4 separate regions of the Homo sapiens genome follow, and regions 1, 3 and 4 are each linked to region 2. Evidence: chromatin contacts called from ENCODE Hi-C or POLR2A ChIA-PET data. All regions are on one chromosome and are shown on one strand. Each heading gives the region's core, a stretch centred on a gene start or an enhancer-like site at or near the end of the contact. The rest is flanking DNA. Distances are from core to core; before and after follow the strand shown.

Region 1 (3,137 bases), core at 459-2,958, 1.2 Mb before region 2:
ACACCTGTGAGAATAGGCTCACCGCCCCTCCCCTGTGAGAATGGGGGCAGGTCACCCCTGGCCTCCTCTCAGGCCCCCGAGGGTGCCCAAATGTGATTACGCACCTGGGTAGCATTCGCTTCCCTGTCCTCCTCCTAAAGAATCGTCTTCTCCCAGTGCCGGAGGAATGAGTCCCCCGTTCTCACCCCGGGGAGCGGTTGCCTCGTGAGTCCAAGGAGAATCCGCCCTTTCGTTTTGCGCAGGTGGAGATCTCGCGGGCCCAGTTCGGAGTCCTGCAAACTGTGAGTGTGCGAGGAGGGCTTGTTTCTGATGAAACCATTTCTGTCCCGTAACAACCCTGAGGGCAGAAACCCTTACAAAAGGAGCCACCGAGAGATTTGCTGTCCGCTTGATACTGGGGCACGGTGGTCCTGGGGGCAGCTTGTCCCGGAAGGGCGCGGGGCGCACTGGCTGGGATCTATAATGGTTGGGGCAGGAGGGTGGGTGGGGAGCCCCTTCTCCATGGCGGCGGGAGGTCTTCGGCGCTGCCCCTGCCCGCGCCTCCCTGCCCACCCCAAGGGCGCCCGACCGTGCGCGCAGGGCAGCGTGGAAAGGGTGGGAAATGCAGGGAGCGCGCCTTGGGGGCTGCCCCATGCTCCCCCCTGTAGCTCCGCGCTCAGGACCCGCGTCCGACTTTGCGTCTCTGGGAACCTTTAAGGCCGGTGAGGGGGGCTGAGCCGCGGCCCCTCGGCTGAGCCAAGCCCTGCCCCACGCAAGGTCCCCAGCCTGGCGCACCCGGCTCCCCAGCGCCGCGCGCCGGCCATGTCCCTTCCCACCCCAGCCCCCCGGGACCCGAGAGCCGTGCGGGGCCGAGCCTCGTGCCCCGAGGCACGCCGAGCCAAGTCACCCCTGCAGCCCGCGGCGCCGGAACTTGGGGGCGCAGTGAGTGGGGGCAGGGCGCCGGGCCGGCGGGCGGTGGCCGTGGCTGGGTGCCGGTTCCTGGCTTTAGAAGTCCTTTCGCATCTTGTTGAATCCGGGGCTGCATTGGCCCTCCGAGCTCTCCGGACTGGCAACGTCGCAGAGACAACAGGTCCTGACCCGGGACAGACCCCACACCCGCGTCCAGGACGTGGGTTTCTTCCCTCTTCCAGGCGAGAGGCCCTCGGACTGGGCGTCGCGGCGAGCCCCCCGTGGTTTCTGTTTGCTTTTGTACGGTCCCCCTTCCCCCCACCACCCTGTCCCGGCCCCACCCGGGCCTTGGTCCCACCGCGAAGGGGCGAGGAGTCCCCGGAAGGGTCGCGATGGCCGGGGAGTCCGGGACCTCGGCTCTGGGTAGGCGCGCCCCGCGACCCAGCGGCGGCGTGGGCGAGGGGCGCTGCGCAAACTACGCGCTCTCGCTGGGGAAACGCCAGCCCAGGCGGGCGGCGGCGGTGAAGGGGATGAGGACCAGGACCCCGTGCCCGGCGGGACTGGCCCCGCACCCCACGCCGCCCCCCTGCGGTGCGCACCGCATCTGCGCCCTAGGCCGAGGCCAGGCTCCGACCCCTCCCCCGCACCGACGTGATTCGGATCGCGCGGTGCTGGCGCCGCCTTCATGCGCCCTGCCTGGCCCCCACCTGGTCCTCTTTCCTTTTCAGGTGGAGGAGATGCCGCTGTCCCGTCGGTCTGGGGACAGCCCAGCTCCCCGGATCCCGGGCTGGAGAGACGCGTCGCGGCCCCGGGGCCTGGTGGCACGAGCAGGAAGGAGGACCCGGCGGCGGGCTCTGCCTGGGCTTGCCTGGGCTTGTTCCGAGCCGGGCTGCTTCTCGGTGACCACGCAGATCGGGGGCATTTGGAGATTTTGCGGGAGTCCTGCAGCCAAGCTCCGGGGCAGGAGAGGCCTGGAAGCCTGCACTACCTGCTCGCCCCGTCCCAGCATGCACCCAGGTAAACGCTTGTGTTTCTCAGTCCGTGCGAAAGTTTGCAAAGAAGGAGGCGGGAACTAGACCAACAACTTTAATAATCATAGTCATAATAATGAAAACCCTGTTCAATTGTGTAGCCTCCGTAAGGGGAAGAATTTCCAAGAAGCAACAAAATGTTCTTTGATTTCATAATCTCTGGGGAGAAAGGATTCCTTTTTTGGGGTTTTGCTCGGCTAGTTCTTTCTTCCCTCCTCTATCTCCAGCGTGGGGCGAGGAAGGCCGACTGGTTCATGGGTGGCAAATGGGGACCCTGGCTCTCTTGCGCTGCTGGCCACGGTGATATTGCAGCAAATGCTCAACCTCCCCAGTTCCTCTCCTCACCTTGAAAGTGGAGGCATTGATACTAGCCACCCATGGTTGCAAAAAACTCGCATGAAAGGGAAAGGAAAAGTGCTTCGGTCACTAAAGTAGCGTTGTCTAAGAGGTCAAGGCTTTGGAAGACTTTTGCTCTAGAAGAGGGGAACGGGAGAGGGGCTTTCAGCCAACCTGGCCCCGAGGTGAACGCGCGCGCCCCCTGCTGGCTGGAGCCCTGTCCAGCCTGTGAGCCGCCAGTGGGGAAGGAGACTGAGGGGAGGTGGTCCCTGGAGTTCCTTGCTCCTGGCCTGGAGCAGCAGGTGCCAGTGCTCCTGAGGCCCCCTCTCTCAGGTTACGTGGATGGGGCCTGTAGCACAGACAGGGCACATGCTTCAGCACCTCCCTGTTTCTGCGTCAGGTGGGGGACATGAGCTAGGCTCTGCAGAAGGTTCCAGAGCCTGGGCCTTCCTGTTGCATCCACACTAGGCTCCTGGAGCCCAGAGGTGGCTGGGATCTCTGCATACATGCATGTGAAACTCTAGCAGATACCAAGTCATGTTAAGGGGGCTAAACGGCCCACTGCAGTTATGTTAGCCAGTTCTGCCTCTGCCCAGTTCTGAGATATCTTTGGGACAAATGGCCACTCCTCTGAGCCCCTGTGTCTTCCTGCATGAGCCACAAATGCTGTGTAGTCATGGCTGAGGAAGAGGGAAGGTACCTGTGCTTGCAAACATTCCTCTTGAAGGACTATCCAGGAGCAGAGGGAGCAGCTGGGGGCAGCATCAGTTGGTACCTGAGCCCATTGGCACCTACTGCCACATGGGGTAGTGGCCTGTCTCCTGAGCTTCCCCAAGCTGGCCAAAACTGGCCAGGACTGCCCTGCTCTCCCCTCCCAATCCA
Region 2 (2,933 bases), core at 315-2,814:
CTGGGCAACATGGCAAAACCCTGTCTCTACAAAACATACAAAAATTAGCCAGGTGTGGTGGCACGCATCTGTAGTCTCAGCTATTTGGGAGGCTGAGGTGGGAAGATGGTTTGGGCCCAGGAGGCAGAGACCGAAATGAGCCAAGATCCTGCCATCGCACTCCAGCCTGGACGACAGAGCTCAAAACAAAAGAGAAATGGGTCTGAAGGAAATATGGCAAGACATTAACAAGCGTTAAATGTGAGCAGTGGATCAACAGGTATTTATTCTTATGTCATCTCTGAAATTTTGTGTATATTTGAAATATTTCATAGAGCACTTTGAATATTTTATTCAAAATGATTTAAAAATCCAAAAACATTTAAAACAGGAATGGCTAAAAATCGATGTGGGACTTACCCCAGCTCGCCTCATGACATCTACAGGGATGACCGTCTCCATTTCCTCTGCTCCTTTAGCCAGGATGACCAGAGCTCTTTTGGAAGCCATTTTTATGTTATATGTTTACAAGCCTTAAAAAAAAAAAAAAAAAAAGATTTCAAAAAACTTTCATTGCAACCCTGAGATACCCCAAAATTTAAAGTTTAGGAGCATTTTCAAGCAGAGTAAGTACTTCCTAGGGAAACGGTTTTCATAGACAACTGAATACGAAAAAAGCAGCAGTTTAGTTATCTTAACGTTGATTTGTATAGCAGTTTTAATTGCTCTGAGATGAAAACATAATGAGGGTGCTAAAAGGTGTAGTATTGCTTAGATTTTCTTCTACCATGTTCTCTTAAATCCAACTTTAATAGTATGTTGCAAATGGGTTTTTTAAAAATACAAGTACGTGGGTCTCCTGCATTTCACACAATGCGGGGAAACAGTCTTTTTTGAAGCACTGTTTCAGAGAAACGACTAAACTGAATTTCATGGGCAAAAATTTAAATGTGGTCTTTCGCAATTAACTTGTAATTTTTTGGAGGGGATTTTTGTTTTCTTAGTTATAACTGTACTAAAAAATTGTGTGTGGGGGTCAACAGTGTTAAATGTCTGAACACTTTTTTTAATGACTGAGAAAGATGGAAATCCCCTCACTGAAGTCAACCCAACTACATCTGTCTCTCTGCGCGGAGTTCTCACTGCCAACGACAGCAGCTCAACGAGGTTCCGAATTTTTTTTAGCCTATTTACAGATTATCTGGAGGGTTTACCGTCCACGCAAAACAGAGTTTAATAAAACGGCTAGCCAGTTCCATGCCGGCGAGAGGTTAGGCAGAAGATTCTGGACGCTTCAGCGTTGCCACCACGCTGGCGGTCAGTCAAATCCAACGCCAGCGACAGGGCCCGACTGGGAGGCCGGAAGCGAGGGCGGCCCCGACCCAGGCCCCGCGCCGGTTCTGAGCCAGCGGGACACCGTCCAGCACAGGGACACCGTCCAGCACCCCCACGCCGCCCAGCGCCACGGCCCACACATGCGCCGCGCCCCCGCTGGCGCTGACCTGCACCCCGCGCCTCTTCCTGCGGACGCGGCGCCCCGGCCCGTTGGGTACCACTCACCCCACACCAGGCTGAAAATGAACGCACGCCAGCACGCACGCGCGCCGTCCGGCCTCCCTCAGCCCCACACTGCGCAGACTCACGCCGCCTTGGCCTCACGCTGCGTCACGTCCGGCCGAGTCTACCTCGGACTGAGGCGGGGGTGGCACCGGGGAGTTTCTAGCTGGACAGCCCTGGGTGAGGCGGCTCGGTCCCACATGGTACCCCCCACGAATGGCACAGTCCGGCCTGCCCCGGCGCCCGCGGGGCTTAACAGTCTCTACCGCCACCCTCCGTGAGGAGCCGGTCTCTGGAACTGCCGAGGGACTGGGGTTGTCAGAGGGGTTCCTTAGTTCGCGCTCCGTGCACGCCTGCTCCCTTTGCGTTGTTCCTTTTCTGGCGCGCCTTCCCGTTTCGCCTCTGGTCTGTTAGGACTCTGGTCCAGGCCTCCCGGACCTCTCCCCCACGCCTGGTCTCCCGATCTCGGGCGACTCTGCCGCATTTATTCACACCCGGATGTCTCAGGGGTGTGAGTTTTTTTCTCAGCATTGTTTGTTTTCTTTAACGATCCTGATGCTGCTGCACCCACAGGACTAGAGCAGTGCTGCGCACATAAGTCTAATAAGTACCAAGTTGGTCAGATGTATTTACATCATAATCTCAAGTTGTATTTATTGATATGTAAGAGACGTATGTGTTTTCTGGGTACATGTGGTATTTTGATACTTTCATATAATGTGTAATGATTAAATCAGGGTAAATGAGATCTCTATCACCTTAAACATTTGTCTTTATACTGGGAACATTCCAGTTACTCTCTTCAATAATAACATTTTAAAATATACAACAGATTACTGTTAACTATAGTCACCCTACAGAACTCTGCCAACGCTAGGTCTTATTCCCTCTTAAGGAGAGCACAGATCACCTGGTGACCATCAAGCAGGCCCCTTATCTGAGGAATTTAGAAGTAATTAGATATCCCTATTATCTAAAGTTGGCACCTGGTACCAGGTTAAATCAAAGGAAATAGTTAAAGCCCAAAATTCTTGAATGAGCTTAGAAGGATCCTGGCTAAATGAACGCAACTTGGATTGAATTTGCAAAAAATGAGACATTCGAAAAGGGACATGAAAAATCCACCGCGGCATGCTCAGTTCTCTCTTGCTGAGGCTGCACTCTTCTGCAGCGTTCTAATAAAACTTTCCTTTTTCAAACCTATATTGTTGTCGATAAATTCTTCTTACCAACCAGCAAGTCGACCACTTTCTGATGCTGGGGCTCTTGACACCTTGCCCAGCACTTCTACCAATTTTTGTACCTATTAATCACCCTGTTCATCCCCTTCTCCTGGCTACCCTTCCTGGCCTCTGGTAACCACCAACTTATCTTCATGATATCCACTTTTCAACTTC
Region 3 (3,059 bases), core at 299-2,798, 1.4 Mb after region 2:
CCTTTCTTGTCACAAAGCCTGTGCAAGGAAGCTATTGGCCCTGCTCCTGGGCCCAGGAATGCTGCCGCTGCCTTGAATAGCTGTGTGAACAGTCCTTCTATGGGCAACAGGCGGCCCGCCTGGGTACCTGAATGTTTTCTGATTTGGGCCTGTGCTGCCCATGCTCACCCTGAAATTCAGACCAGATGCATTCTTATGGCAAAATGACGTGAAACTCTTAAGTAGAAGAGAAAGCCTGCGGTTCTCATTTCAGAGGTGGAATAAAAACAAAATGTCTTCTGGAAACGCTACGCGGCCCTAGACCTCGCTGGAACCAGGAAATGATAGCCAGCTCCCATGCGCGTGGCCTGCTCTGGGACCCACGTGGGCGGGCGCCTTCCTCAGGAATGCGTTCTCAAAGGCCCACCGGTGTAGGGGGGCTGGAAAACAGCACAAACCCAAGTGTTCTCTGCAAAGCAGCAGTCCTGGTGGTGAAATAGGGGTCTTTTCTAAAACTGAGCAAAGCCTACCTTCCACTGAGGAAAAAATGGCCTCCAAGGGAGGGCTCTTTTTCCCCTACAAGTGACATTCAAAGTGGTGCTGTGTCTATCGGAACTAAAATAAGGGCGATTCCTTCTTTCACCATTCCCCACCGCAGTACAAGTGACGGCGGGACTGTGCTTAGTGGCGTCATCTAGTTTCAAGGCGGTCTCCTATCTGACTTTGAGCCCTCGCTCTTTATACCCAGTTACCCTCTCGTGGAGTCCGAGCAGCTGCTTCAGGGAGGCCCGGGAGCCCCTAGGGCGGGCAGCCCCGGAGCCTGCAGCTGCGACGCAGACTCGGAAACTACAACTGCGCGTGAAGCCGACTAAAGTTAACGCCTGTGTGATTGAGTCAGAAGCTCCTTCAGGAACACAGGAGTGGGGCCGACTCCTGGAATCCGGCCCCGGGTCGCTTATAAATGCGCCAAGAAAAAAACGTCACCGAAAAACTTTATACGCGTTCTTGCTTTGGTCCAGAATGGTAAAAAGCCTATCCTTTGAGTGTGTCCCGTGATGGGGTTAACTAGCAACCCTTGAAACTAGTGGAACTCAAAAGCAAAACAAAAAGCCATTGTACCCAGCCGCCCCGGGACCTGGGCCGGCGCCCTTGGGAAGTCTGGCGTGAAAGGAGGGGTGGCTTTGGTTTCAGGGCCGAGCTCGCCTCTCCCGGGTTGGGTTCAGCAGCCGGGCCGGGTGGGTCGTGGGCAACCCCGGGAGGCCCCCGGTCCCGGCGCGCGGCGAGGCCGCCCTCGGACCTGGCACTTGTCACTCGCTGTCCCCGGCCCGGGCGTCAGCGGGGAGACGCAGAAGGGCGGAGGGAGGGAGCCGGCCGCGGACAGCGGTGACTCAGCCTGCGGAGCCGGGGGCGGGCGCCGCGCGGGGGACAGGCGAGCCCGCGCTCGCGGGGGGCGGTGGCGCCCGGCACAGAGGGGTTAAGGGGGCGGTGCAGACGTCTCCCCGCCCATCCCGCCCCTCGAGAGCCGCGGCGCCCCGCCCTATTTATAGCAGCGGTGCCTAGCGCGCCGCGTCTCTCCGCAGGCCCCGGCCGCGGCGTCCTCGACAACCTATCGAAGGCGCCATGGAGCGACCGGCGCCCCTGGCCGTGCTTCCCTTCTCGGACCCCGCGCACGCCCTGAGCCTGCTGCGCGGCCTGAGCCAGCTGCGCGCCGAGCGCAAGTTCCTGGACGTGACCCTGGAGGCGGCGGGCGGGCGCGACTTCCCGGCGCACCGTGCGGTGCTGGCCGCCGCCAGCCCCTACTTCCGCGCCATGTTCGCGGGGCAGCTGCGCGAGAGCCGCGCCGAGCGGGTGCGCCTGCACGGAGTGCCTCCCGACATGCTGCAGCTGCTGCTGGACTTCAGCTACACGGGCCGCGTGGCGGTAAGCGGCGACAACGCTGAGCCGCTGCTGCGCGCCGCCGACCTGCTGCAGTTCCCGGCCGTGAAGGAGGCGTGCGGGGCCTTCCTGCAGCAGCAGCTCGACCTGGCCAACTGCCTGGACATGCAGGACTTCGCTGAGGCCTTCAGCTGCTCGGGACTGGCGAGCGCGGCGCAGCGGTTCATTCTGCGCCACGTGGGCGAGCTGGGCGCCGAGCAGCTGGAGCGGCTGCCACTGGCGCGCCTGCTGCGCTACCTGCGGGACGACGGGCTGTGTGTGCCCAAGGAGGAGGCCGCCTACCAGCTGGCGCTGCGCTGGGTCCGCGCTGACCCGCCGCGCCGCGCCGCGCACTGGCCGCAGCTGCTGGAGGCCGTGCGCCTGCCCTTCGTGCGCCGCTTCTACCTGTTGGCGCACGTCGAGGCCGAGCCGCTGGTGGCGCGCTGCCCACCCTGCCTGCGCCTGCTGCGCGAGGCGCGCGACTTCCAGGCGGCGCGCTACGACCGCCACGACCGCGGGCCCTGTCCCCGAATGCGTCCTCGCCCGTCCACCGGTCTCGCCGAGATCCTCGTGCTCGTGGGCGGCTGCGACCAGGACTGTGACGAGCTGGTCACTGTCGACTGCTACAACCCGCAGACGGGTCAGTGGCGCTACCTGGCCGAGTTCCCAGACCACCTGGGCGGAGGCTACAGCATCGTGGCGCTGGGCAATGACATCTACGTGACGGGTGAGTGGGCCAGGGGCTGGGCAGGCTCTCTGGGGTTGAACCTCGCCGGTACGGGAGCCCAGCTATTCGCGGGGGAAGCGCACAGAGCCTGGAATCCTAGGGGCGCACCTGAGTCCAAGCTGGGGCTCTGGTGACTACATGTCTCTGGGCGATACTTTTAACCTTGAAGAAGGGCCCCTTGTGTGAGCCGGGACAAGTAGCTGCTTGTGGGTCTCTGTGCCCCGTGCGGCCGGGGCTGCCAGGCTGAGCCAACTCCGTGCCCAGGAGGTGCCTCCCCACTTGGTTGGAAGATACTGGGGCATTCACCCCGCACAATGGGTGCTTTCTTTTTCTCCTTAAGGAATCCAGGGACGGGCAGGAGGCCGACGCCCGGTGAGGCATCTGTTCCCCACAAGCCGGGGAATTTCTCCCTCCCTGCTGAGCCACACCGGGCCCCCTG
Region 4 (2,968 bases), core at 374-2,873, 1.2 Mb before region 2:
CCTGAGCTCAGGAGTTCAAGACCAGCCTGGGCAACACGGTGAAACCCCACCTCTACTAAAATAGAAAAGAAATTAGCCGGGCGTGGCGGCGTGTGCCTGTAGTCCCAGCTACTCGGGAGGCTGAGGCAGGAGAACTGCTTGAAGCCGGGAGGCAGAGGTTGCAGTGAGCCGAGATCATGCCACGGCTCTCCAGCCTGGGCGACAGAGGGAGACTCCGTCTCTAGAAAAAAAAAAAAAAGGTGGTATATCCATATAATGGAATATTACGGGGCAGTAAAAGGAATGAAGCACTGCATATGCTACGATGAACCTTGGAAACGTGCTAAGTTAAAAAAGTCAGACATAAAGGCCACAGAGCATATGAGTCTATTTACAGGAAATGTGCAGAATAAGCAAATCCACGGTAGAAGAGTGGTTGCCAGGGCTGTCGGGGAGAACTGAGGGCTAACAGCTGAGGGATAAGGATTTCTTTTTGGGAGTAATGACAATGTTGTAGAATTACATAATAATGATGGTTGCACAAACTTGTGAACATACTACTGAATTGTTCGGTTAAGAGGGCCAATTTTATGGTATGTGAATTACATCTTAATTACAAAGTTTGAAATTTTTAAAGAAAAAGCCATGCCCTGCCTAGCATTTCATTTTTTAAAAATCACACCTAGTTAGCTATGGTTTTTAAAAAATAGCATGCTTATTTTAAGAAAAGGTGGAAACGCCGGCTTCCCCAAGTCACCACCAACTTGTGAACACGTCGGGATCACGGCTGAAGGAATGAGGATCATACCCGAGAGCTGTTTCTGTTGCTAGTGGAAAGAATGCCTCTGATCCTCACGCCCTTCCACTCACAACACACACAGAAGCTGGCTGAAAAGAGGGAAAGTAATATTAGCCCTAAAAATGCCAGCCCTTCCTCTCACAGGACTGGATGTCCCAGACACCTGGCAAGAGCAGGGGTGGGCCTGGAGGAGCGTGGAGGGACAGGTGCTGGGACCTGGGGGTGCCCTGAGGTAGGGCTTAGGGACCTAGGGGCTTAGGGGCGTGGTGTGAGGGCGTGGGCGGGGCTCAGGAGCCTCGGGCACCGGGTGGAGCTTGGAAGCCTCAGGGGCGTGGCGGGGGCGGGGCTCAGGGCCCGGGGCAACGGGACGAGGAAGGGCACCTGAGCCAGGGTCAGGGCCCGGAACACAGGGGTGTGGCGGGGTGCGTGGGCGGAGCGGGGCGCGTGGGTTAGGCTCTAGGCCCAGGTCTCTGGGCCCTGTGGACAGGGGATCGGGGCGCGTGGGCGGAGCTCTAAGTCCCAGTCTCAACGCGGGGGCACACGGGCGGGGGGGGGGCGTGTGGGCGGGAAGGGCATGTGGGCCGGGGGACGTGTGTCCGGGGCTCGGATTGTGGGCGGGGCTCAGGGCCTGGGACGGCGGGACGGGGCTGGGAGTGTAGGCGGGGCTTAAAGGCCGGGGTACCGGGGTGGGGCGCGGCGCGTGGGCGGGGCTCAGGGCCCGGGATATAGGGGCGGGGCGCAGGGCGTGGACGGGGTTCAGGGCCCGGGGCCCAGATGGGCGGGGGAGCGGCCGGACGCGGGCGGGGCGGGCGCCTGGACGCGAGCCTAGGGCGCCTCGGTGCCCAGACGGCGGCGGCGTGGCCGCACGCGCGGCCCGGCTTCTGTCCTCGCGGCGCTCCGGCTCCTGGCCCCCCACGCCATGCAGCCGTCCCCGCCGCCCACCGAGCTGGTGCCGTCGGAGCGCGCCGTGGTGCTGCTGTCGTGCGCACTCTCCGCGCTCGGCTCGGGCCTGCTGGTGGCCACGCACGCCCTGTGGCCCGACCTGCGCAGCCGGGCACGGCGCCTGCTGCTCTTCCTGTCGCTGGCCGACCTGCTCTCGGCCGCCTCCTACTTCTACGGAGTGCTGCAGAACTTCGCGGGCCCGTCGTGGGACTGCGTGCTGCAGGGCGCGCTGTCCACCTTCGCCAACACCAGCTCCTTCTTCTGGACCGTGGCCATTGCGCTCTACTTGTACCTCAGCATCGTCCGCGCCGCGCGCGGGCCTCGCACAGATCGCCTGCTTTGGGCCTTCCATGTCGTCAGGTGGGTGGCGGTGGCGCTGCTTTTCCAGGAGCCCCCGACACAGGCCGACCCCTCCCGGTCTTGCCCTCCCAGAGGCCGCGTCTAGGTTGGACACCCCCTACCCACAGCAAGCAGTGCCTGCTGGCGCCCCCGAGGCTGTCCTGGGCCAGCGGGAGGAGGCCAGCCTTGCCCGAGATTCGCTCCCTCCCGAAGGAGCCCCGCTGTGCCTGCCCCAGGGCACAGCCCCTTGGGGTAGTGGGGACAGAGTTCGCCCCCAGAGCCGGGCCCTGTTTCCTTGGACGGGGCTGGGGAGGACACTCTGAGCCCCTTGTGACCTGCTTCACTGTGTCCTGGCTGTCTCTGCTGCCCATGGGGAAACAGGCTGGGAGACGAGTTAGGTAACTGTCCCGGGCTGGAGAGCCGGCAACTGCCAGTCCCACGCCACCACCCCACCCCAAGCCACAGTGAGCTTGGTGCACTCCGCCACTCCCGAGCTGCCGTGTCTCTGCTGTACAGTTTACAAAGGACTGTGCTTTTTATTCTGTCTTTGGTCGTTTCTAGCCTCAGGCCCCAGCCCCTTGTATTTCTGTTCTAGATGATCTTGACTTTCCAGAGTTCAGCAATTCTGAGATTGAGGGCAGGGGCGGAGGGCTGGTCTGGGAGTCTCGGAGTCCTCCTGGAGTCTCTCTGAGAGTGGGGAAAAGCCAAGACCTTACTTTGCGATTCAAGCGTCTTTCAAGTAAGCCTCGCTGAAGAGGGTCGGCCCTTCCCTGGGGAATGTCAGGTTTTGAAAATCTCATGGCGTCCTGTGCTGTGCTGAACTGAGGGCAGGAATCCTAGGGGCTGTTTTCCTTTTCTCCTTCTCCCAGATCAGAGCATCAGATACTGCCCTAATTATAGGTCCTTTCT

What was found. A loop is a pair of places that touch in the nucleus more often than their neighbours do. ChIA-PET counts read pairs that join two places held with the same protein, here RNA polymerase II (POLR2A). Pooled maps may share reads with other maps.
Region 1: a pooled map shows a loop between it and region 2 (4-fold over the local background). The contact joins the promoter of LNCTAM34A here to the promoter of PARK7 in region 2. A Hi-C loop is called at or near these places in 1 of 168 maps with a recorded cell type or tissue (breast epithelium) and 2 of 50 pooled maps. POLR2A ChIA-PET finds 5 or more read pairs at or near these places in 1 of 52 experiments (Caco-2).
Region 3: a pooled map shows a loop between it and region 2 (6-fold over the local background). The contact joins the promoter of KLHL21 here to the promoter of PARK7 in region 2. A Hi-C loop is called at or near these places in 1 of 37 single-sample maps with no recorded cell type and 10 of 50 pooled maps. POLR2A ChIA-PET finds 5 or more read pairs at or near these places in 3 of 52 experiments (A673, T-cell and activated CD4-positive, alpha-beta T cell).
Region 4: a pooled map shows a loop between it and region 2 (11-fold over the local background). The contact joins the promoter of GPR157 here to the promoter of PARK7 in region 2. A Hi-C loop is called at or near these places in 5 of 50 pooled maps. POLR2A ChIA-PET finds 5 or more read pairs at or near these places in 2 of 52 experiments (GM12878 and PC-9).

The regions. Positions count from the first base shown.
Region 1 is chr1:9,180,775-9,183,911 of GRCh38, reverse strand. LNCTAM34A (long non coding transcriptional activator of miR34a) reads right to left here and starts at 1,708. Exons shown (of 3, transcript NR_132738.1): 1 at 1,596-1,708; 2 at 105-279. It overlaps MIR34AHG (MIR34A host gene), which reads left to right and starts at 1,574. Exons shown (of 2, transcript NR_132742.1): 1 at 1,574-1,905. RefSeq lists enhancers at 1-436, 1,637-1,986, 1,298-2,158, 2,097-2,246, 2,159-3,020 and silencers at 717-826, 837-926, 1,237-1,596.
Region 2 is chr1:7,960,342-7,963,274 of GRCh38, reverse strand. PARK7 (Parkinsonism associated deglycase) reads right to left here and starts at 1,564. Exons shown (of 7, transcript NM_007262.5): 1 at 1,482-1,564; 2 at 400-512. The coding sequence starts at 489. RefSeq lists enhancers at 1,124-1,183, 1,234-1,283, 1,484-1,533, 929-1,712, 1,914-2,013 and 1 more and a silencer at 1,664-1,763.
Region 3 is chr1:6,601,358-6,604,416 of GRCh38, reverse strand. KLHL21 (kelch like family member 21) reads left to right here and starts at 1,548. Exons shown (of 4, transcript NM_014851.4): 1 at 1,548-2,620. The coding sequence starts at 1,600. It overlaps LOC107984913 (a long non-coding RNA gene), which reads left to right. Exons shown (of 2, transcript XR_001737882.3): 2 at 1-970. RefSeq lists silencers at 1-178, 1,143-1,532, 2,133-2,292, 2,473-2,552 and enhancers at 593-742, 783-942, 963-1,052, 2,813-2,862, 2,893-3,032.
Region 4 is chr1:9,127,757-9,130,724 of GRCh38, reverse strand. GPR157 (G protein-coupled receptor 157) reads left to right here and starts at 1,623. Exons shown (of 4, transcript NM_024980.5): 1 at 1,623-2,080. The coding sequence starts at 1,698. RefSeq lists enhancers at 126-245, 266-335 and silencers at 1,037-1,356, 1,417-1,766.